Linked DNA regions of Homo sapiens: region 2 is linked to region 1. A link is an interaction called in ENCODE POLR2A ChIA-PET data of the cell type or tissue named here. Cell type or tissue: OCI-LY7. All regions are shown on one strand. Links, peaks and the distances in the headings refer to the core of each region. The heading gives the core; the rest is flanking DNA.

The links. ChIA-PET counts read pairs that join two places held together with the same protein. Peaks named below come from ENCODE experiments on the same cell type or tissue, not always from the same donor. Only the 100,000 strongest peaks of a DNase experiment are listed, where the experiment ranks them.
Region 2: POLR2A ChIA-PET joins it to region 1 with 5 read pairs; 5 of 35 experiments call an interaction of 5 or more read pairs at or near these places.

The regions. Positions count from the first base shown.
Region 1 is chr4:54,049,024-54,062,060 of GRCh38, forward strand. CHIC2 (cysteine rich hydrophobic domain 2) reads right to left here. Exons shown (of 6, transcript NM_012110.4): 2 at 228-282; 3 at 1-87. Among named protein-coding and RNA genes, the nearest start is that of CHIC2, 9.1 kb to the right of the region's middle. In OCI-LY7, for the core only: no CTCF peak of the experiment used is centred there; DNase peaks (open chromatin) are centred at 7,538 and 9,348; H3K4me3 peaks cover 3,097 bases; H3K27ac peaks cover 2,991 bases.
Region 2 is chr4:54,119,969-54,133,005 of GRCh38, forward strand. It overlaps LOC124900899 (small nucleolar RNA U13), which reads right to left and starts at 3,236; the gene lies at 3,132-3,236. In OCI-LY7, for the core only: no CTCF peak of the experiment used is centred there; no DNase peak of the experiment used is centred there.

The DNA.
Region 1 (13,037 bases), core at 3,180-11,179:
AAGTAGCCAACGTACATTAACAGGAAGGTTCTTCTTAAGACAACTGTTAACTCTGTTGATGCTGGCTTTAAATTCTTCAGGAGCTACCTAAAGAAAAATTTTAAGAAATAATAACAATGCAATATTAATGTCAAAAAACATGACTGATGAGCATACTTTTTTCTAATTTTCTCAGAAAAAAACTTTCATTTTGAGGCATACAAATAGTACATAAATGAGACACTCACTTTTCCAGTTAATGAAGAAGGGAATTCAGATTCAAATTTGTTGCTCAGTCCAAATCTATTTTAAAAAATAAGAAGAATATGTTATTACATGTTATTGTTGCCAAAAATGTAGACCATTTAATTTAAAGGTCAAGTCAATAGAAAGCATTTTCACATATGGAGGAAGTTTTAGACATAAAATGGAAGTTTGAGATAAAATAACTGTAACAAGCAATTTATGAAATGTAACAATTATTTTAGCAGTTAAATGGAAACTTTTGCATAATGATAAGGGGCTGAATGTTAATTAACCAGCAGTATGTAAACAAAAATATAAATGGTTCATTTAATTTGAGCTACCAACTTTATATCTTAAAAAGTAACTACAAAGCATATTATTTTAATGGGTGGGATAGCGATTTTTTCCAGCTTTTAATGTTATTGGTGGAAACAAACAATACCTGTGAATTTTAGCAGGTGTCCTACACAAGCAATAAGATGAGAAGGAAAAATGCAGGAAAAAGAGTGAGGAGGGGAAGAATAAGGAAAAAGGGAGAGAAAAAATAAAAAAGTAGGAATGGACAAAGTGCTACCAAGAACCGTCTTAGGTTCCATTGAACACCTATTTGTCAGTGCATTAGATGGTATGAAAGAAAATGTAGACGTGTACTATACCTATATCTATTCCTATTACCTAAAAGACCTTTTCTTGAATCATGGTTAAAATATTCCATGGCTTTAGAATTGATAAAAGATTTAAACTATTTTCAAAGAATGGTAAATATAACAAGAAGATAAAAGACATAATAAAAACAACCTATCTTGCTTTTATCTATCAGAAGTCTACCAGTACTTGGAGAACAGAGAATTCATTCAAATCACAACTACTGAGCACATTCCATGCAACACTTCAGTGCAGGCTTTTATGGCTTTTACAGCTTCCTTTGTTTCCTTAAGAAATCACACACGAGACCAATTTTACTTTTATATAATTTGAGATAATTTTGAAAGTTCATGTAATACACTGTAAAGTTTTGAAGGGGGGACTCCAACTTTACACCTAAATCTAAATGGAATCTTGAAACAGGCTTGTTTTACTCATATCCCACATACATCCATTTCACTATCTCTACATTCCTCCAGTCTATAGTCATAACTCTGCAAACCACTCCAATCTGTTATCCTGCTTTCTCATGATCATCATATTCAAGTTTATCTTTCCTGATAGACCTTGAAACCCTCAATCTGTTGATCTGCAGCTATCAGGATACCTCCTTATATCTTATCTTAAAAAACAAAACAAACCTTAAATACATACAGTCATGTGCCACATAACAACGTTTCAGTCAGGACATACTAGAAGGTGGTCCCACAAGATTTTAATACTGTATTTTTACTGTACCTTTTCTATGTTTAGATACACAAAAACTTACCACTGTGTTATAACTGCCTACAATACACAGTACAGTAACATACTGTACAGGTTTGTAGCCTAAGGGCTATGGGCTATACCATATAGCCTAGATGTGTAGTAGGCTACACCATTTTAAGTTTGTATACACACACTCTGTGATGTCTGCACAATGATGAAATTGCCTACTGACCCATTTATCAGAGTAGTCCCCATAGTTAAGCACCACATACTTGTATATATCTTCACTTTAACCAAAAACCCTGTTGAAATGCCACTCTTTCCTTAGAAATCCTCAACTACAGTTCACTCCTGACCTTATCTATTCTAAAGAACTTTACCTCCTGCACCTCCATCTAATTCAGCAACCTACTCACTGTGATATATTCTGCATATTGTCATCACTTGGGACTGTATCACCTCTGAAATTCTGAACTGTAAAATTCTTCTCTTACCACTGCCATCAATCATTTCATTTCTCCCATCCTTACTAAATTTGTTTTTTGGCCTCTGGTTGTAATATATTGCTTCCCACCCCTCCATAGCTCCCTATGACTCCATTTCCTTCCTTATTTGCCAGAACTACATAGTCAATCATTTTGAACATACTCCAACAAACACCTTTAATCATCTCTACAGTGTCCCTTGCCAACCCAGGTTCAATTAAATTGTTTACCTTCTTCACACTGCCTGGAGCTACTGGAGAAAAATCACATTTATAAATGTATCACCAATAATAAATATATATATAACATACATATCTTATTTCTAATCTCATGAGTATTATTGTAACAATCTTTATTCATCCCCAGTAAGTTCTCTTTTCCATGCTCCGTAGTTGTTGTGCCTGTCTTTAGGTACTCCACTTTATCCTCACAACCAACATTTTTTTGCAAATAACCACAGTTGTCAACTCTGAGAGAAAAAAATGTCATGGAATATAAACTGCTTTACCTTCCCTCCCTTTTATTTTTGGATTTACTTATATATCTTCAGTATTTTTACCATCTCTCAATGGAGGAAAGCTTCCAAAAACTAACCATTTACTTCTGAGTGCATCTCCTCCAGTCTCCTCTGCAATTCACTGTATTTCTACCTCGCTTCAGGCTCCTTAAACATAGCCTACAAACCTGAATTAGTCTATCCACCTGAGGATGTGAATCCTTATTTCTTCTTCTCTCTCAATGTCTGATGGCATCTATTTCTTTCCTTCCTCAACTAATGTTTTGAAAGACTCCTTTACATTAACTATCTTTACGTTACCTCCCATTCATTATTCAAACTACCACAATCCAGGCTTTCCTACACACTTCTTTACTAATAAGACTGTTCTCATCAGAGTAGTTGAAAACAACTCTTTTCAGCAAGTCTTCTTTCATATAGCATGCTTTCTCCTGGCAAAGAGCTTGAATGTCAGAATTTCTTATTTGGCACAGGCCACAGCAAATATCTCCTTTGCTATGTTTTTCATCCCTGCCAAAACCTTTTTTTTTAATCCAAATCTAGACCAACCAAAACAATAGTAGCAGGTAGAATTTTAGCAAGACGGTCTTATTTTATTAAATGGATAGGAAAAGTCACACTTCTTGTTTGATAATATAACTGTAAAATATCACCTCTAATGATTTATTTTTGACATAAACCACTTAATTTTGACAATACCTTAGTTCTGGCTTCTTTTTTAAGTTCAGCAGGAGGCAGAGACTGTTAGAATGAAAATGGCATCTATGTTTTGTTTTCAATTGACAGCATTATAAATGTACCTACAAGTTTACATAAAACTTTTTATATATGGTAAAAATAATTTCCTTTATTCTAAGACAAAGTACAACTGGTTCAGCACAGTATTAGAAAGGCCAAGTTTCATCCCATAAAATAATAATTTGATGTACTTGAAAGAAGAGCAATGATTCCTGCATTGAGTAGGAAGCTGAACCCCCTTCAGACTCTAATAACCAAACATTCTACTAATCCAAAAAGCCAGAAGTAACACTTGGATAATTTTTAAAAATATGATTTAAAGTAGGTGGCATCTTAATTCAGTTATCTACAAGACTAATTAAATTTTAAAAAATATTTTATGTTGGCAAGAAGGTCAAGATGGAAAAATATCACACACTGTCAATGGAACTATAAATTGTTACAACCATTTCAGATTAATTTGGCATTGAAAATATTTATACCTTTGTCATACTGTTTTCTCTTTAGAAATGTAATATTACCTAAAAAATAACTTGAAATGTGGATTAAATTTATGCATAAACAAGTTCATTGAATCTTTATTCACAAATATAAATATGTATCTATTTACAACATTTTAGGAATGGTTAAGAAAATTATCTTATCTCAATATAACAGAATATTAAACAACCATTAAAAATGAAATTTGCAAACTAAAAACACAGAAATACCATTGAACATAAACTTATTTACCTTCCCTCCCTTTCATTTTTAGATTTATTTATGTATCTTCAGTATTTTTACCATCTTTCTCAATGGAGGAAAATGTTGAAGAAGAAAATTCAATATACCATGATATTAACTGAAAAGAACAAAAATCTTGCAAGTTGATAGAATTTTCAGGAGTGCCATCTGGTAGTATGTAAAACGGGTCTTAAAAAATATTCCTACCCTGGCTGGGTGTGGTGGCTCACACCTGTGATCCCAGCACTTTGGGAGGCCAAGGCAGGTGGATCACCTGAGGTCAGGAGTTCGAGACCAACCTGGCCAACATGGTGAAACCCCATCACTACTAAAAATGCAAAAATAGCTGGATGTGGTGGTGGGCACCTGTAATCTCAGCTACTCAGGAGGCTGAGGTAGGAGAATTGCTGGAACCCGGAGGCGGAGGTTGCAGTGAGCCAAGATTGCGTCACTGCACTCCAGCCCGGGCTGACAACAGTGAGACTCAGTCTCAAAAAAAAAAAAAAAAAAAAAAAATTCCTACCCTTTGACCCAGTAATTCTACTTCCAGAAATGTATCAAGAGAAAATAGCTGCAGTGGCACAGATATGTTAATGAATAATCAAGTATTCTGCAGTGTTATTTTAGGGAGGGGGTATTAAAGACATTTTGTGTCATTTGTTTTTTTTTAAATAAGAGCTATTTTTCAGAAATGTATAGTTCCTGCTAACTAAATAATTGACGAGTATTTTATTTTATTTTTTTGAGACAGAGTCTCGCTTTGTTGTTCAGGCTGGAGTGCGGTGGCGTGGTCTCATCTCACTGTAACCTCTGCCTCCCGGGTTCAAGCGATTCTCGTGCCTCAGCTTCCCAAGTACCTGGGATTACAGGTGCTCGCCACCATGCTGGGCTAATTTTTGTATTTTTAGTAGAGACGGGGTTTCACCATGTTGGCCAGGCTGGTCACAAACACCTGACAAGTGATCCGCCCACCTTGGCCTCCCAAAGTATTGGGATTACAGGCGTGAGCCACTACACCCGGCAGACAAATATTTTATAATGTACAATACCACCCTAATTTTGTTTTCTTATTTGAATATTTTATTTGGTATTAACTAGGTATTTTAAGATAAGTAAACAAGGAAATTTAGGTTCACTAATCAATAGTTTTCTTGAATGCATTTCAATGTTTTCCATAGTTCAAGTCCATCTAATCCTCTGTCCTTCTTACTTCAGTTTTAACTTCTTCTATGTTCCTTGTATCTCCTCATATTAACAATGTCTCTTGGCATTCACTACTGAGCTATCATTTTAAATTAAGACATGTTTTGAACTCATAACGAATTTTGCTTTTTAAATGCAGAAATGCAAGAATCCACTGCTTCAACTTGTTTTGCCCTTAATCAAAAATATATGTTCAATGTTTCTTTTCTTCTGAGTTACAGTGATATTTTTAACAGTGAAATTTTTAAAACAGAAATATCTTATAATTAAATTAATTATAATACAACAATCTGAAAAGATGCTACACAGCTCAAAACCATGTATACTAGAGAGAGTAGTCTGTTACTCCGCATGCCTAACTAGGAACTCCCTATACTTTGGCTAATTAGATCACAAGTGGGCATCTGCTTTAAGAACAGCTAATCCCTGGGCTGGGTAGCAGCACATGGAATGGCAAGGCCAAACAGTCCTGCCTAACTTAGATAACATTAACTAACTCAATCAGCTCTCTCTTGAGGTATCTGAACATAAGACAAATAGATGGTAACATGCAGAGCTGACAGAGAGAGGGCTTAAATTGAAGTCAAGATGTAGTAAAGCCATCGATAATTAGAAATCAAAATAAACTGAAGCCAATAGTAAGCAGAAACTGAGATCACCAGACAAGTAATGATGGGCCAGATCAGGGAGGGTCTGGTAGAACATTAAAAGGACTCTGAAGGAGATGGGGAACCTTTGAGGGGCCTGATACAGAGAAAAGACTTGAACTGACTTATGTTTTAAAAGGATCACTATAGCAGATGTACCAAAATGGTTGTATAAGAGGAGAGGCAAAGGTGGAAAGGTGGAGACAGGGGGAAGAAAAAAATATATATATATTTTTTGTAATTTAGATGGATTCTTGCTATGTTGCCCAGTGTAGTCTCAAACTCCTGGGCTCAAGTGATCTTTCTGCCTCAGCCTCCCGTGTAGCTGGGATTATAGGTACATGCCACCATAACTGACTTAAGAAATACATTAAGCGTAAGGCAGAAGGGAGACTGGCAATTCACTCCAGTCGTGTAGGTGGCAAAATAGGGCCAAATTTTGAAGACAGAGCCAAGATGTCAAGACAGAATGGATGTAGTGAAAGAGAAAGAGGAAAATCAAGAATACATCAAAAAGTTTTTGATCTAAACAAACAGGGTCCTCGATCTGCCATCAACTGAGAATGGAAGGCTGCCGTTGAAGCTGATTTGGGGTGTAGATTATGAATTCCATTTTGGATATTCTGGATTCTGAGACATTCCACCTGTACAAATCTATAGATACAGAGAATTTTTATGTTCCTACAGATATGACAAGACCTATGAGCATATGAACTAGAAATTTCAAACTGAACATATTGGTTATGCAGATGGCACATGAAGAGAGTGCTTATTTCCTAATGTTGAACTTTGAGCTCAATGAACTCAAATTTTTAGCTAGTTTTGGAGATAAAGTCATAACTATGGAAAAAAATTAACAGGCTTTGATGCATATAAATCATGCTTTAAGTTTATCTGGTTGATTCAACATACGTCTGAATATCAATGTAGCTCAAGGAGGATGGGATCTAATTGAAAGTATACTCTATTTATACAAAAGATACAGAGACCCTGGAGTTGGAGACGTATATTTGGGTTTCAGAATAATTCTAAAAATCTTAACTCTGTAACCACATTCTGAACAATATTTGAGTTCATCTGGTTTTATGAAAGTTTAATCTCATTCAGGAAACTAGTGAAATCAAAGACTTAATTCTCCAAAGCATGTGTTAAATTTACTCTATCATAAACCTCACCATTATACATAGTCTTATAATAATCTAGCATTAGCATTTTATCAATTTTTAATTATTAAGGTTATAATTTCCATTATTAACAGATTAAATATGTTGTTAAGCAGTGAAAGCTATATAAGTGTATACTGATGAAAATGCACAGTATAACTAACTTCTGGCGATATAGGGATGCAGCTGATCTAACTTAACAACTTTTAAATTTTCTGAACTACAGAAAAAAGATTTTTGTATATCTGATTTATACATATTTTAGAATATTCTTCATACTTCTATAAATCTTAAGAGCAAAATAATGATGCTAAATTATGTTCATTTAAGCAAAATATATGGTTGAATTGATTTACAATATAGACTAACAAAAATACTCATTTCAAGTAACATTTATAATTGAGCAGTTTAGAAAAGACCAAGAAAGGAGACTGGGTACATAGGAACTCCACCACTGAACTAACCAAGGCCCACATTATGACTACAATGCAAGATCAAAGAGAATAAAACAAGAAGTTCTTGCAGGAAGCTCACTATATATAGTACATTCACTTTTTTTATCAATCAAAATAACAAAGTTAGGTTACCTTCAAGTCCAACCAACTCTATCCTAAGTAGATAGTGGGAGAGAAAAAAAGCTTAAGAACAAAAAAATTATTCTTCAGGGACACTGTGAGAACATTTCAGCTCCTACGGATGCAACTGAGTTTTAAATGTAAGATATAAAAAACACAATTTTTTTCCTCAAATCTAATGAATCATGTACTGAGGGCTGTCACATACTACACACCTTACAGCTAAAGGATATCACATTTACGAGGGTTCCCACTTCAAAATCTATGATCTTGTGGGAAACACTCTCTACTTCTGGCATGTGCTATTCTCTTGGCATACTAGCTGCCCCAGCAGCAGAACAGAAAGTGCAGGTATGCCATCAAAATCACTCCCAGTGAACAGTAAGGGTAGCCAGTTATTTAACCTCAGCCTACACAAAGCTAAAATTAAAAAATAAACAGACCAAAACAAACATAAGAACTGAGGAATTAGACAGCAAAAGTGGCCACTGCTATGTATTTCCATACCTCATAGGAAAAGCTGTGAAATTTGATGGTTTACACACAGAACTGTAATAACTCCTTTAATCTAGAGATCAACACCCTAGCTGGGGCCACTATCATGTCTTATGGAAGCTGCTTCTATAACCTTCTAAATTTCATTCTAATTCCTTTACAATCCTTTCTGGCCCCTACTGAACCCTCCAACCTCATTTCAAGACATTATCCCCTTTGTTCACTATATTCTAGCCATAATATAGAGGTATCCTTTCAGTTCCTCAGGCAAGTCAAGCTTGTTTTGGCTTGGAGTCTTGGCACCTGCTGTTCTCCAGATCCAGGGGCTCCTGACAGGACTCTCATCCTTCCTAAATGTTAGCTTCCTCAGAGAGGTTCTTCCTAATCACATTATTTTCAATCACAGGATCTCATCCATTTCCTTCAGTGCAACTTTATCAGATAAAATTTGTCTATTAGCTGTAAACTCCATGAGGGCAGAAACTATGTGTGTTTCATTTTGGGTTTCATTATATACCCAGAGCTTTGTGCAATACCTGGCAGAAAAATGGGCATTTAACAAATACTCATTAAATTACTTATCAGGAAACCTCAACAAGACAGCTGATAATCAAAGATTAAGCAAAAAATACTCTGAGAAAACAAAATAAATATTGTAAAACCCAAGCATCAAAACCCAAGCATCTACATTCAACAATCAGGATGAACTTCTCTTACTTTATATGCAGTTCTAATAAGGCTGGTTGGTTGTTTTGCTTCCAAGAACAGCTGACCAATTACAAAGACAGAAGAAAGCAAACCAAAAAGAACAGCCCACATATGAAATTTAAATGAAAGTGCCATTTAGAGAAGGTTCTCAAACTCCAACATACCTCAGGGCCACTAAGGCATCACTGTGTATCAATCTGATAGCCGCTTTTGATTAAATGATTCCTCTAGTCAATTAGATAATTCTGAGCTATGCTCAGAATCTTGTTTTAAAGCAGAAAAGCATACTTCACATTTTAGACTGACTTCCCACAAAATGGTAAAGAATAACCAAAAAAATGTGCATGCAGGGTTAAACATCAAAATATGTCATAAGTAATAATTTATTGAATGCCTATTAATTAGATAAATTCTGACTCTCACACGTAACCTCTAAGGTGGATATTATCTCTTTCGCAGATGAAAAAACTGAAGTTCGGAAAGGTTAATCTGCTTATGGTTACTGTCAGGAAGTGACTGAGAATTGAAACCAATCTGCCTCATATCAAAGACCACACTTTTTCCACAGTACCATCTATTACTTTCCAAATATGTCTGATAGAATCACATAACACTCCTACCAAAAATAAAAATCCCTAGACTCTTCCCTTCCAGACCCAATATTCTGATTGGGTCAAAAGTCACATACACACATACACACACATACACACACACACACACACACACACACACACACACACAATCTTACACAGAAGATACCTGAAGGATACTTAAGAGCATCTGTTGCTACATGTTATATTTAAAGCTTAATTTTATTAATAAAATCTAAATAGCTTTATAGCAGATTAGAAACCTAAGCCAGACACAGCTATTAGAGATTTGAAAGATTTCTTTCTGAGTATACAGCTGGCCTAATATCCTGGGCCTTTAACCTGTTGACAGTATAAACTCCAGCTGGAATTCTGCTTTAGAGTAATATTATTTATTTAAATTATTTAGAATAGTATTTGATTAGTATCATAATAATTACATATAATTTACTTTTCACCATTTAATCCCTCTTTTCCACTTAGCTAGTCATATAAAATTTTAAGTACTAATCAATTTCATATCCCTTGGTAGGCAAAAATCCAACACTGAACTCTTTGGACCAAATGTCATATAAATTCTCAAATTCAAATACAGTAAAAACTTTGAAACCTCAGTTAATTATCATATTTCTCATTTCTTCAAGAAAATCTGTGCATTAAGAAGTTTTAGTAGTTGGTCCAAATAAAATGCATAGAATTTTTTCTTCACATTACCAAAGATATGTATTATATCAAATTACCAAATTATAATCAAATTAATTTCCTCTCAAACTATATGGAATAAGAAAAATCTCTGGGAAGCCACGCATGGTGGTTTATACATACAATCCCAGCATTTGTGGGGGCTGAGGCAGGAGGAACACTTGAAGCCAGGAGTTCAAAACCAGCCTGGCAATACAGTGAAGCCCCATCTCTACAAAAACCAAAAAACTAATTTTTTTAAAAAATTAGCTAGGCATAGCAGCGTGTACCTGTAGTTCTAGCTACTTCAGAGACTGAGAAAGGAGGATCACTAGAGCCAGGAGGTCAAGGCCACAGTAGGCTGTGATCAGGCCCCTGCCCACCAGCTTAGGTGACAGGGAAAGATTCTGTCTCTAAAAAAAGAAAACAAAAATCTCTGGAGAAAAAAAAAAAAGTTATAAAAAAAAAATCTACCTTAATTTGATAATTTCCTCACAATTACCAGATTTCATTTTTTAAAACAGAGGAGCTATTTATCTTTTCAGTGTGATAAGTATTCTATTATAGAACATTGTTTGCCTTTGTTCGGAGGTGCAGAGAAGAAAACAGTGATTCATTTGGCAATTCTGACAAAATCCAAAGATGTATACAATTACTTCATTCATTTAGAAAATATTATAGGAACTATAATATTCTGGACACTATATTAAATAGTAAAGAAAGATCAATAGACACAACCTCTGCCCTCAAGAACTTATAGCCTGTGGAGATACATCAATGAAGCCTTCAAAAATTTCAAAACAGAAAGCTTAATCTTTAGAAATAAATAGAATGTGTCTTAAATATTATGCTGGGTGGGAGAAAGAAGTAGGAATTATAAAGTTTAACAAAATTGTTTTATTGACATGATTCTGTAATTTGGCAACTCACATTCAGGTCTCTTACTGCTAACCACAGCATCTAGCAGCAGTCCTGAAATACTGACACATTTCAAGACAATTTTTTACTAACTCTACCATTTGAAAGATCAATAAACACTAAGGTGTTCTTGTGATGTCTCTTATTCAAAAGTCATATTCCATCCCAGTGTAGTTCCCAAACATTTTCAAGTCACATTTCTAAATCTTTAATCTTCCATAACATATCTGGAATGAAAACAAGCAAAAAGTGGTTTCCGACAGCCATTGATAAAAACTGGTGTTGAAGGATAAGGAATTATTTGTGGAGATGGTAAGATTACACCTCAGAAGAGAGTACATGAAGACACGGTAAAATTACAAGAGAATAACATTAGAAACAAACCTCAGCAAAATAACTTGGCTCTATGATAGGGCTTGAGTTAGAAGTCAAAGATTATACATACTCTAGGAAAGCCCCAAGTTTGATTCTGATACAAGAAGGGTAGAAAGTGGAGATGGGAGCAAATAATGTCTGTTATAATGACAGATTACCTAGGAAATATTGGCCTAAAACTACTTTTAAATTCTAACTTTTAGACTGACACATCCTTTAGAGTTACCACTGTGAAAAACGAAACTCTTCAATAAATGATCAACATATTTTGCAAATATATTTTGAAGCATAAGGAACTCCATAATTTTAAAATATTAACCAATCTGGTCAAGACTACCTAATAGTCTTTTTACAGTATTACTGTTTATTTTAGAAACTATTTTTCCTCATCGTCAATTATATGAGAAGTCACCATGAAAGCAAAAAGGAAATCTACTTTTAATTGAATGGTGACTGTAAGCCTTTTAGGTTACATGTACCTAAATACTATGCAATAACAGGAATTTATCATTTATTTTCCTTCCTTCCAATACCACTTTCCTCAAAATATGCTTCTGCACAAGATTTCCCCATATTGCTACCTAGAAATCTAACAATGAAGGGAAATATTATACTTAAACAGAAGAATGTCAGAAAAGAATACTGATCATGAGAGAAGTATAAAAAGTAAGTCTGATTTGGGGGTCACGATGAAAACATTTGTATTTAAAAAAAGGAAAATATTTGCATTAAAAGCCACTTTAAAGCAGACTTTAGGCAAATTAAACATGTTGCATCCTATGTCACAAAAATCTGATTATGCCTAGAGACTAACCTAGAGAATGGAAGGTAACTTTCTTTCTCACATCACCACAATGACATGCCAATCACGTCACGTGAGAATACCAGTTTCTAAAATAAACAGTAATACTGTAATATATTAAAGTAGAAAAAAAGAGCAGAAATAGTCAATTGTAAAGGGCTACTCAAAAGTTACATCTGTGAAAAACATATGGATTGATCTATATCCTTCTAGACTGATCTAGACTACAGATGATTCAGTTTACATGGTCAATTACTTTCAAATTGGTAAGGGAAGACTGCTCTGATCAGCACCTAATAAAAAAAAAAGGTGGAGGAGGGGGTGTTAAATTTAGCCAGTCTTACTACAACTGTTCTAATAGCTCTTCCCATTTATATTTAAAGCAAGAAAAATTGAATGTGCTCAACAGTTATAGTAATACATATGCACCAATTCTAAAAACCTTTATAGATGTTAACTGGGCTACCCACTGGCATGGTGTGCTAGTGTGCCTGGGAATTATGCATGACAGAGCCATGTTAAAAAAAAAAGTTTTCTATTATTACCTATGTCGCCACAAAACAGGTTAAGTTTTCAATGCAGAAAGATCCTTATTGTCATCAAAATACTTCAAACACAGTAATTTAAGCACATACACATTGCTTAGAAATGGAAAAATAAGACTAAGGTGAATCATTGTTATGTTTGATAATGGCAGTTCTAATTTTTTAGTACTTTGTTTTACACCTGTTTCTCAAAGTGGAAAACTATATCTGAGGAGGAGAATAATAAAAACTAGTATCTATTGAACATAGTACCACACAGTGCAATAAATTCTTTTCATGTACTATCTCATTTAA
Region 2 (13,037 bases), core at 2,814-10,813, 71 kb after region 1:
TTGTAGGGACGGCATTTTACCATGTTGCCCATGCTGGTCTTGAACTGCTGAGCCCAAGCAATCCACCTGCCTCAGCCTCCCAAGGTGCTGAGATTACAGGTGTGAGCTACCACACCTGGCCAAGAAACCACATTTTTTTAAAAATCTGGAAATATAGTCACCTGTGTATTGAGAAGAAGCTTACCAAGATGAGGTTTTATTTATTTAATTAATTAATTTATTGTTTTTGAGATGAGGTCTCACTCTGTCACCCAGGCTGAGGTATAGAGGCATTATCACAGCTCACTGCAGCCTCAATCTCCCAGGCTCAAGCAATTCTTCCACCTCAGCCTCCTAAGTAGCTGGGAATGCAGGCAAGCACCACCATGCCCAGTTACTTTTTAAATTATTATTATTTTGTTTTGTAGAGACAGGGTCTTGCTATGTTGCCCAAGCTGGTCTTGAATGTCTAGGCTCAAGCAATCCTCCTGCCTCAGCCTCCCAGAGTGCTGGGATTACAGGTGTGAGCCACCATGCCCAGCCCCAACAATTGTATATATGAGTTACAGTTGATCTAAAATTTCACCAACTCTGTAGACTCAGGCTTCTTAACTTTTGGCAATCCAGTGGGTGTAAAATATAATTCCTTATGGTCTTATTTTGCTAATTACTAGTGAGTTTGAGGAACTTTCATATCTCTTTTCACCATTCATATTTTCTCTTTTGTGAGATGCCTGCTCATACTTCCTGTCCAGAACTATATTGCATCATGTGTGTTTTACTGATTTACTGTTTTATGGATTACTAATTTTTTGGACTTTGGATATTCTGGATACTAACCCTTCAATGATTATAAGTGTAGCAAATAGCTTCTTTATTTCTCTATGGTGCCTTTTAAAGAACAAAAGTTCTTTTTTTTTTTCTTTTTTTGAGACAGAGTCTCACTCTGTCACCCAGGGTGCAGTGCAGTGGCGTGATCTTGGCTCACTGCAACCTCCACCTCCTGGGTTCAAGTGATTCTTGTGCCTCAGCCTCCTGAGTAGCTGGGATTACAGGCGTGCACCACCATACTCAGTTTTTGTATTTTTTAGTAGAGATGGGGTTTCACCATGTTGGCCAGGCTGATCTCAAACTCCTGGCCTCAAGTGATCCGCCCGTCTCCGCCTCACAAGTGCTGGGATTACAGGCGTGAGCCACCGTGCCTGGCTAAAAGTTCTTAATTTTAATGTAGCTGAATTTATCTGTGCCTTTCAATCTTGTTTAAGAAATACTTCCCTACCTTAAGGTTATAAAAATATTATCCTATAACGTTCTCTAAGAGAATTCAAGTTTTGTATATAATACAGCAGAGACTGCTTCTGTGTATGATATATAAGTATATGATTTTCTTTGTTTTTTTTCATAACCTATTGTCCCAACACCATTTACTGAATAGTTCACCATTTTTGTCATAAATCAAGTGTCCACGTAAGTGTGGGCCTTTTTTTTCAGGCTTTCAATTTTGTTCAGATGATTACTTTGTCTATCTGAACTGATACTAAGCTGTGTTAAGTACTATGTCATCTATGATAAGTCTTGCTATCTGACAGGGCATGTCCTCACTCATGTTTTTTGTTGTTGTTGTTCTTCAGGGCTATTTTAATTATTTTGGGGTCTTTTATCTGTTACATAAATTTTAGAGTCAGCTTAAGTTACTCAAATACTCCTTTTGGGATTTTTATAGGAAAAGCATTGAGTCTGTAGGTAAATGTGGGGGATGTTGTGAAGTGTAGTGTGTAATTGTATAATTATATACATTGTATAATACTAAGTGTTCTCTCATCAATGCAGTGTGTTTCTCCTTTGTAGTCTTCTTCATATCTTTTATTTCTAGGTACTTATATTTATTACTGCTATTGTAAGTTTTATCTTTTGAAATTTTGAAATCATTTTATACTCCTAAAGGTGTAAAAATAGCATAAAGAATTCCCAAATATCCCCTTCACTAAGATTCTCCAAATGTTAACATTTTATCTTATTTGCTTCTCTCTCTCTTTAAATATATATGTGTGTACACATATATTTATTTATGTATTTTTTTTCTTAAATGTTTGAAGTTAAGTTACAGATTTATAGTACTCTTAAGTACTTTACCTCTAAATACTTCACAATGCATTTCCTAAAATTAGATAGTTTTTCTGGGTATACAATTTAAGATTGACAGAATTTTTTCTCAACACTTTGAAGATATTATTCCACTATCTCCTGCCTTCCCACATTATGAAAAAGTCTGTTATCACTCTAATTGTCATTCCATTATTGGTAATCTATTTTATCTCAGTAGTTGCATTCTGTGTGTGTGAGGGGAGTGGTAGGGAGGGGCATTGGTGTTTTGTATTTCACAGAAATATGTTTAAGTGTAGATTTCTTTCTATTTGTTTTCCTTGGTATTCATTTTCCATCTGTATCTGTGGATCAATGTCATACATTGCTTCTGGAAAATTCTCAGCCATAATAGCTTCAAATTTTTTTTTCTTGAGACAGAGTCTCGCTCTGTCACCCAGGCTGGAGTGCAGTGGCGCGATCTCGGCTCACTGCAACCTCCGCCTCCCAGGTTCAAGCAATTCTCCTGCCTCAGCCTCCTGAGTAGCTTGGATTACAGGTGCCTGCCACCATGCCCAGCTAATTTTTGTATTTTTAGTACAGACAGGGTTTCACCATGTTGGTCAGGCTGGTCTCGAACCTCTGACCATGTGATCCACCCACCTCAGCCTCCCAAAGTGCTGGGATTACAGGCGTGAGCCACCGTGCCTGGCAAATAGCTTCAAATATTGCCACTTCTCAGTCTTATCTGTTCTCTACTTCTGGATTTGAATTAGATATATACACTTCTATCTCTTATCATACTATCCATTTGGGAGTGAGAGGGCTGTATTCTGGATAATTTATTCTACCCAACTTCCAGTTTACTAATTCTGTTTTAAGCTGTATCTAATTTTTATCCATATATTCAAATTTTTACTTCAACAATTTTTAAAAACTAAAAATTCACTTTGGCTTCTTCTAAAGTCTGGCCACTTTGGATAATCTTTTATTCCTCATATTTGTGTTTCTGTAATTTATTGCTTTATGACTCCTATTTATTTCTTCTTGTTTGTTTTCTTTTTCTTCCACATCAGATGGATAACGTACTGACATCATAACAAGGTTTGAGGGAAGCACATCTCACACATAAACATGAAAACCCAATCATCGCATTTATGAACTACAAAAAAGATCTCCTATTTATTTAAAACATCTTATACATAATTAAAATAATTAAGGGTGTCCAAATCTGTTGTTTGTGATTTCAGCTGGCTCTCACTCAGAAGAAACTCATTAACACGTATGCTTGGCAGTCAGATTTCATTAACCTTAACTTGTAGAAAATCCGTCGAATGAAACTGTGAGCGGAATAGCTTCTGCTAGGAGTCACTTTTGTTCCCTTTCTTTAATCAGGAAAGCTCAGCTTCAGCTTCTATTTTTTTTCTATTGACCCAAAATTTGAACTCTACATTGCAGAGCTGATATCACATATGCCTGCAGGACAAGCTGACTTTTTAAGCATCTTAGGACTTCTATTCTGGTGTCAGTTCAAGGTTTGGACCTACTGTCAGAGGTTTACCTTATTTCCTGGAAGCCCAGCAATAAACATTTTGTTTTGTGCAGGATCTCATTATTTTGTAGTAGGGAATTCCTTTAGACTATTTTGTCTACCACGTCAGTTTTGTTTTTTTTTTCTTTCTTCAGCTGAGGAAGATTTTTTTCCCCACTTTTTTTTTTTTTTTTTTTTTTTTGAGACAATTTCACTCTTGTTGCCCAGGCTGGAGTGCAATGGTGCGATCTCAGCTCACTGTAACCTCCGGCTCCCGGGTTCAAGCGATTTTCCTGCCTCAGCCTCCTGAGTTGCTGGGACTACAGGCATGTGCCACCACGCCCAGCTAATTTTGTATTTTTAGTAGAAATGGGGTTTCTCCATGTTGGTCAGGCTGGTCTTGAACTTCCGACCTCAGGTGATCCACCCACCTCGGACTCCCAAAGTGCTGGGATTACAGGCGTGAGCCACTGAGCCCGGTCTGGTTATTACTTCTTATGTTAAATGGTCAAACTTATCTTAAAGGTATTATGGTCAGAATGGCATGTATTGGTTCGACAGCTGTCAAGTAGATCTGTAAATAGAATAGAGATTGTAGGAACATATTTAGGTATTTGTTAGGACTTAATATATGACAAAGATGGCACTGCAATCATTGATAAAGTATGGTTTATGTAATAAATAGTGTAACATAATTGGTTATGTATATGAAAGTAAGAGGTTTCCTTCCTCATTCCATATAGATAGGTAAGTTTTATCTTTAAAATTCACTTAAATGTAAAAACAAACCTATACAAATATATGAAAAAATGGAGAAAAGTGTTTTTATAGCGTCATGGTGGAGTTGACCTTAAGCAATGTGGGAAATTCAGAAACAACAACTGAATGTTGGCAGAATTGACTACTATCTCATGTTTAAGAATTTATCCTATACGAAAAAGTCAGTTAACAATGACCAAAGAGTCCAGTCTTAAGGATGGATGAGAATAGGCTGGGCGCGGTGGCTCACGCCTGTAATCCCAGCACTTTGGGAGGCCGAGGCGAGCGGATCACAAGGTCAGGAGATTGAGACCATCCTGGCTAACACGGTGAAACCCCGTCTCTACTAAAAATACAAAAAATTAGCTGGGCGTGATGGCCGGCGCCTGTGATCCCAGCTACTAGGGAGGCTGAGGCAGGAGAATGGCGTGAACCCGGAAGGCGGAGCTTGCAGTGAGCCGAGATCGCGCCACTGCACTCCAGCCTGGGCAACAGGGCGAGACTACATCTCAGAAAAAAAACAAAAACAAAAACAAAAACAAAAAGATGAATGAGAATAATGATCTGGATTCTGTTTAAGTCTGCTTAAACTAAGTTACCTTGAAGGTCTATGTAAGATAAAAATGCAAGTAGGTAGATGTGGTTTCCCATTGCCTCCTTTGTCTTTTTATGGAAAAGTCTCCAAAGGTCAGAGATGCTAACAATTAGTTGTTAGCATAGATATAGAATGAGATGTCTGCCTGGTGAGAGAATCACAACAATGTAGAATTTAGGTCTTTTATATCCTCAAGAAGGTCAGCTCCCAAAATTATACTTACTATTGTAAAAAGTAACCATCCTTGGAAAGGCACATCATCCCCGAACCAAATGGCTGCATTCTAGAACATGTAATTCTTGCTGTATTGTCATTGAAACAATATTTCCTCATCTGTTCTCATGCGGAAGAATTTTTTTTTTAATTTTCCTTACTTTGGGGCTTTCCATGGGCTACCCTCCCTTGGCCTAGCCAGCCAGTACATAAGGTAATACACAAAAAATCCTGGCATAGTGACTGGTACACAATAAATGTTTGGTAACTTTTAGCATTATAATTAGACTTGTTACAGACAACATGCACTACTTTTGTAATTAGAAAAAAAGCCCCCTAAATAGAAAAATAGAGGAAAGAAATACTAAAAAAAGTTTAATATGTTTGCACATTGACACTGTAATTCCAGTTCTAAAAATTGTTCTTCAGAAAGAATCACACAAGTACAAAGATGTGCATAAAAGGTTGATTGTATCAGCATTGTTTGCTATAGGAAAAATTATAAACAGCCTAAAAGTTCAGGCATTGGTTAAATAATGTATAATATATTAATTATATAGAATACAATGTAATCTTATATATACACACTAAATGTGATACTAAAGTAAAAAATATACATGCAGAACATTACTTTAATCATTTAATCAATGAATATTTATTGAATGATTACTATGCATTAGACACTGCCAAAAATTAGGGATATAATGTTAAAGAAAACAGACAAACCCTCATGAAGCTTATATATACATATCAACAGCAGTGGTGGCCTTTGCTTTGTAGAATTGGGGCTGGAAGGAAGTGGATTTTGTAAATTTTTACGCTTCCTTTTTTTTTGAGATGCAGTCTCACTCTGTCACCGAGGCTGGAGTGCAGTGGTGTGACCTCAGCTCACTGCAACCTCTGCCTCCCCGGTTCAAGCGATTCTTCTGCCTCAGTCTCCTGAGTAGCTGGGACTACAGGTGTGCGCCACCACGCCCAGCTAATTTTTGTATTTTAGTAGAGACAGGGTTTCGCCATATTGGCCAGGTTGGTCTCGAACTCCTGAGCTTGTGATCCGCCCACGTTGGCCTCCCAAAGTGCTTGGATTACAGGTGTGAACCACCACGCCTGGCCATTTTTACTCTTTTTACTTTTTATACTTAGCTTATACAACATTGTATTGTAAGACATTTTCTAGAATGATTGTATAATTTAAAACCCAATAGATTTTTTTTTTTTTTTTGGAAGCAGAGTTTTGCTCTACGGCCCAGGCTAGAGTGCAGTGGCATGATCTCGGCTCACTGCAACCTCCACCTCCTGGGTTCAAGCGATTCTCCTGCCTCAGCCTCCCGAGTAGCTGGGATTACAGGAACAAGCCACCATGCCCAGCTAACTTTTGTATTTTTATTAGAGATAGGGTTTCACCATGTTGGCCAGGCTTGTCCCAAACTCCTGACCTCAAGTGATCCACCTGCCTTGGCCTCCTAAAGTGCTGGGATTATAGGCATGAGCCACGGTGCCTGGCCCCAGTAGATATATTTTTTAAAATTTTAGTTATTATTTCTGTCTGAGTCTGTCTGTGCTGCTATAACAGAATACTATAAATGAGTAATTGATAAAGAGTGTAAATTTATTTCTTACAGTTCCAAAGGTGGGAAAGTTCAAGATCAAGGCACCAGCATTGGTATTTTGTGAGGGCTGCTGTCTGCTCCCAAGACGTCACCATGTTGCTGTGTTCTCAAGTGGTGGAAGGCGGAAGAGCAAGAGAGCAAAAAGGACCTAAGCTAGTTCACTCCATTCATGAGGGCAGATCCCCCAGGACCTAATCACTTCCCAGGAGGTCCCAGCTCTTCTCAGGCCATCCTCCTACCTTGGCCTCCCAAAGCACTGGGATTACAGATATGAACCACCACGCCTGGCCACTGGTAGTTAATTTCTTTTTTTAAAAAAATTATTATGTTAAAACTTTTGTGGGTACATAGTAACTGTATATATTTATGGGGTACATGACATAGGCATGCGATAAGCAATAATCACATCATGGAAAATGAGGTATCCATCCCCTCAAGCATTTATCCTTTGTATTACAGACAATCCAATTACACTCTTAGATATTTTTAAATGTACAGTTAAATATCATTGACTATAATCACTCTTTTGTGCTATCAAATACTAGGTCTTACTCATTCTTTCTAACTGTATACACTTTTTGTTCCCACTAACCATCCGCAGGCTGGGCGGAGTGGCTCACTCCTGTAATCCCAGCACTTTGGGAGGCCCAGGCAGGCAGATCACTTGAGGCCAAGAATTCAAGACCAGCCTGGCCAACATGGCGAAATCTTATCTCTGCTAAAAATACAAAAATTAGCAGGTGTAGTGGTGGGTGCCTGTAACCCCAGCTACTTGGGACACTGAGGCATGAGAACTGCTCGAAGCTGGGAGGTGGAGGCTGCAGTGAGCCAAGATCATGCCACTGCACTCCAGCCTGTGACAGTGTGTGACTCTGTCTCAAAACAAAAACAAAAACCATCTCCGCTTACCCCCAACCCCTCACTACCCTTCCCAGCCTCTGGTAACTATCCTTCTACTCTCTATCTCCACAAGTTCAATTGTACTGATTTTTACCACCCACAAATAAGTAAGAACATGTGAAGTTTGTCTTTCTGTGTCTGACTTATTTCACTTAAGATAATGACCCCCAGTTCCACACATGTTGTTACAAATGACAGAATCTCATTCTTTTCATGGCTGCATAGTACTCCATTGTACATATGTATCATATTTTCTTTATCCAGTGATATGTTGATGAACATTTAGGTTCCTTCCAAATCTTGGCTATTGTGAACAATGCTGCAACAAACATGGAGGTGATAGCTGACATACTGATTTCCTTTCTTTTGGGTATATACCCAGCAGTGGGATTGCTGGATCGCATGATAGCTCTATTTTTAGGTTTTTTTTGAGGAACCTCCAAACTGTTGTCTATAATGGCTATACTAATTTATATTCTCACCAACAGTGTATGAGGGTTCCCTTTCCTCCACATCCTCACCAGCATTTGTTATTGCCTGTCTTTTGGAGATAAGCCATTTTAACTGGAGTGAAATGATATCTCACTGTAGTTTTGATTTGCATTTCTCTGATGATCAATGATGTTGAGCACATTTTTATATGCCTGTTTGCCATTTGCATGGCTTCTTTGGAGAAATGACTATTCAAATCTTTTGCCCATTTTTAAATCAGATTATTAAATTTTTCCTACAGAGAGGTTTGAGCTCCTTATATATTCTCGTTATTAATCTCTTGTCAGATGAGTAGTTTGCAAATATTTTTTTCCCATTCTGTGGGTTGTCTCTTGATTTTGTTGATTGTTTCCTTGGCTGTGCAGAAGCTTTTTAACTTGATGTGATCCCATTTGTCCATTTTTGTTTGGTTGCCTATGCTTGTGGGGTATTACTCAAGAATTTTTTGCCCAGACCAATGTCCTGGAGAGTTTCCTCAGTGTTTTCCTGTAGTAATTTCATAGTTTGAGGTCTTAAGATCAAGTCTTTAATCCATTTTAATTTGATTTTTGTATATGATGAGTCGTAGGGGTCTAGTTTTATTTTTCTGTATATGGATATCCAGTTTTCCCAGCACCATTTATTTAAGAGACTGTCCTTGCTCCAATGTATATTCTTGGCACCTTTGTCAAAAATGAGTTAACTGTAGGTGTATAGATTTGTTTCTGGCTTCTTTATTCTGTTCAATTGGTCTATGTGTCTGTTTTTATGCCAGTACCATGCTGTTTTGATTACTATAGCTTTGTAATATAATTTGAAGTCAGGTAATGTGATTTTTCCAGTTTCATTCTTTTTGCTCAGGATAGCTTTGGTGAGTCTGGGTCTTTGTGGTTCCATATAAATTTTAGCGTTGTTTTTTCTATTCCTGTGAAGAATGTCATTGGTATTTTGATAGGGATTGTATTTAATCTGTAGACCGCCTTGGGTAGAATGGACATTTTAACAATAATGATTCTTCCAATACATGAATATGGAATATATTTCTATTTTTAAGTGTCCTCTTCCATTCCTTTCATCAGTGTTTTATAGTTTTTATTGTAGAGATCTTTCACATCTTTGGTTAACTCCTGGGCATTTAATTTTATTTGTGGCTATTGTAAATGGGATTCCATTTTTGATTCTTTTTCAGATTGTTCACTGTTGGCATATAGAAATGCTACAAATTTTTCTATGTTGATTTTGTAACCTGTAACTTTACTGAATTTGTTTATTAGTTCTAATAGTTTTTTGGTGGAGTCTTTAGGTTTTTTTTTAAATATAAGATCATATCATCTACATACAAGGATAATTTGACTTCTTTCTTTCCAATTTGGAGGCCCTTTATCTTTCTCTTGTTTAATTTTTCCATTTAGGACTTCCAGTACTTTCCATTGTTGAAAGTGGACATACTTGTGCTCCAGATCTTAGAGAAAGGCTTCCAGTTTTTCCCCATGCAGTATGATACTAGCTGTGAGTCTGTCATATATGGCTTTTATTATGTTGAGGTATGTTCCTTCTATTTCCAGTTTTTGGAGGGTTTTTATCATGAAGAGATGTTGAATTCTATCTAATGCTTTCTCAGCATCGATTGAAATGATCACATGGTTTTTGTCTTTCATTCTGTTGATATGATGTGTTATATCACATTGATTGGTTTGCGTATGTTTGACCATTCTTGCATCCCTGGGATAAATCTTACTTCATCATGATGAATGAATAATCTTTTTAGTGTATTGCTGAATTAGCTTGCTCATATTTTGTTGAGGATTTTTGCAAAAATATTCTTTAGAGGTATTGGCCTGTAGTTTTCTTTTTTTGATGTGTCTTTGTCTGGTTTTGGTATCAGGATGATACTGGCCTTGTAGAATGAGTTTGGAAGTATTTCCCTCTCCTCTATTTTTTCAGTTCATTTTGAGCAGGATTGGTATTATTTCTTCTTTAAATGTTTGCTAGAATTCAGCAGAGAAGCTATTAGGTTCTGGGCTTCTCTTTGCTGGGAGACCTTTTAATTACGGCTTTGATCTCATTATTTGTTATTGGTCTGTTCAGGTTTTGGATTTCCTCATGGTTCAATCTTGGTAGGTAGGTTGTATGTGTCTAGGAATTTATCCATTTCCTCTAGACTTTCCAATGTGTTGGCATACAGTTGCTCATAGTAGCCACTAATGATCCGTTGAATTTCTGTGATATCAGTTGTAATGCCTCCTTTTTCATCTCTGATTTTATTTATTTTGTCTTCTTTCTTTTTATCTTTTAGTCTGGATAATGATTTGCCGATTTTATATTTTCAAAAAACCAACTTTTTGTTCTGTCAATTTTTTGTATTTTTCGTTCATTTTAAATTCATTCATTTCTGCTCTGATTTTTTTTTTTTTTTTTTTTTTTTTTTTTTTTTTTTTAGATAGAATCTGGCTGTGTCACTCAGGAGGCACAGAGGTGTGATTTTGGCTCAGTGCAACCTCCACCTCCTGGGTTCAAGCTATTCTCCTGCCTCAGCCTCTTGTGTAGCTGGGATTACAAGTGCACGTCACCATACCCAGCTAATTTTTGTATTTTTAGTAGAGACTGGGTTTCACCATGTTGGCCAGGCTGGTCTTGAACTCCTAGCTGGGATTACAGGTGTGAGCCACCAAGCCCGGCCCATACATTACATTTTAAAAAAACTGCATCTGAATTTCTGCTCTATACTCTACATTTTATTTGAATGTCCTCTGATCAAAAAGTTACCAGATTTATTAAAAATACCTTAAAAATTATATCTTTTTACACTATCTTCCTCAGAATTTGGCAGATTAAAACAAACATTCACAAATTATTGAGAGTAAACTGTTTCTCAACAATTGAAATGTGTAGTCCTTGTAGCTACACATTTTGACTATGTCCTTCATATGATTTAAATTTCCTTTGCACAATTTCTTAGAGGTTTGAGAATTTCTCAATAGAATAAAAGAAAAGCACAAGTCCTCTACCCATTGAAAAAATTTTTTGAGAAATGCTATCAGGTTGATAGACTTTATGAATTCAAAAATTTGGAAAACTTTTCTATATGTCTAAGCAGCAATTTAGTTTTTCATACATGTGTGTATGTGTGTGTGTATACACATATATATGTTACCTTCTGGACACAGCATTCAAACAATAATTTCTAGGAGAGAATTGTAGGTAAGAGCTAAAGGATGTGTACTCAGGAAGCCAGTAATGGCGTGTGGTGCCTGGGTTCCAAGCTAGCCTTTTTTTTTTTTTTTTTAATGATATGATCTTATTTTATTTTATTTTTTTATTTTTATTTTTTTAATTTTCTTATTTTATTTTATTATTATTATACTTTAAGTTTTAGGGTACATGTGCATAATGTGCAGGTTAGTTACATATGTATACATGTGCCATGCTGGTGTGCTGCACCCATTAACTCGTCATTTAGCATTAGGTATATCTCCTAATGCTATCCCTCCCCCCTACCCCCACCCCACAACAGTCCCCAGAGTGTGATGTTTCCCTTCCTGTGTCCATGTGTTCTCATTGTTCAATTCCCACCTATGAGTGAGAACATGCGGTGTTTGGTTTTTTGTTCTTGCAATAGTTTACTGAGAATGATGATTTCCAATTTCTTCCATGTCCCTACAAAGGACATGAACTCATCATTTTTTATGGCTGCATAGTATTCCATGGTGTATATGTGTCACATTTTCTTAATCCAGTCTATCATTGTTGGACATTTGGGTTGGTTCCAAGTCTTTGCTATTCTGAATAGTGCCGCAATAAACATACGTGTGCATGTGTCTTTATGGTAGCATGAATTATAGTCCTTTGGGTATATACCCAGTAATGGGATGGCTGGGTCAAATGGTATTTCTAGGTTGCCTTTTTTGAAAAAACGTAGTGTTGCCCATACATATGCAAATGATAATAAACCAATAATGTATTAACTGTAATCTACTAGAAAGATTTCACCAGCAATAAATGTTTGCTGTAGATACCTTTTGGGGGTAGATGCCTTTAAGATGTCAAAAAGAGTCACATTTTATCTTTGATTAAAGTGTTTCATAGAGTAATATGCCATGAGAGTGGCTAGAAGAGGACTATTACACATAGTGTGTTTGAGTAAAGAAAACATGATCTACTGATAATAAAATGTTAGAAAATAGACTATCATGATTTCAAGTTATACAGTTGCACTGCCTCTGACCTGAAGATGAGCAGCTGTAAAGGGATCTGATTTGAGAGAGGAAGGGACTAAGAGAGCTTCTGTTGCCTCCCATTTCACTTCTGCACCTGCCAGACCCTGATACCTTAAATGGGGAATGGGGAGATTTGCAGAGTACTACAGATACTGAGTACTGTCTATCAGCAGAGTTTGATACACTTAATGGAAATTCTACCTATTAAGTGATTATTCATTCATCTATTAGATAAATGAGAATGCTTTGCAGGAGGTAGGCACCTAGTAAGTGCCAGATGGCAACTTAAGTTTCAATACAGTCATGCGGAGCTTAACAACTGGGACACATTCTGAGAAACGCATCACTAGATTTTGTCATTGTGCAAAGATCGTAGCATGTACTTCCACAGACCTAGAAGGTATATATATTATTATTTATATATATTCTTCACATGGAAAACTAAATGCCCTATCACCATTATTGAATATCAATCTTTTCCCCCACTTAATGTGCAGTGCCAGTATCTTGTGCCAGGTATCAGGTTTCTATATGTGCTCCATTATAATCTTATGGTATCACCATCATACATGTGGTTCATCATTGACCAAAACATGGTTATGTGGCACATGACTGTATTTTGGAAGGATGGAGACTTTTGATATTCAGCATCTACTGCTATTCTCTTCACATGCTCTATT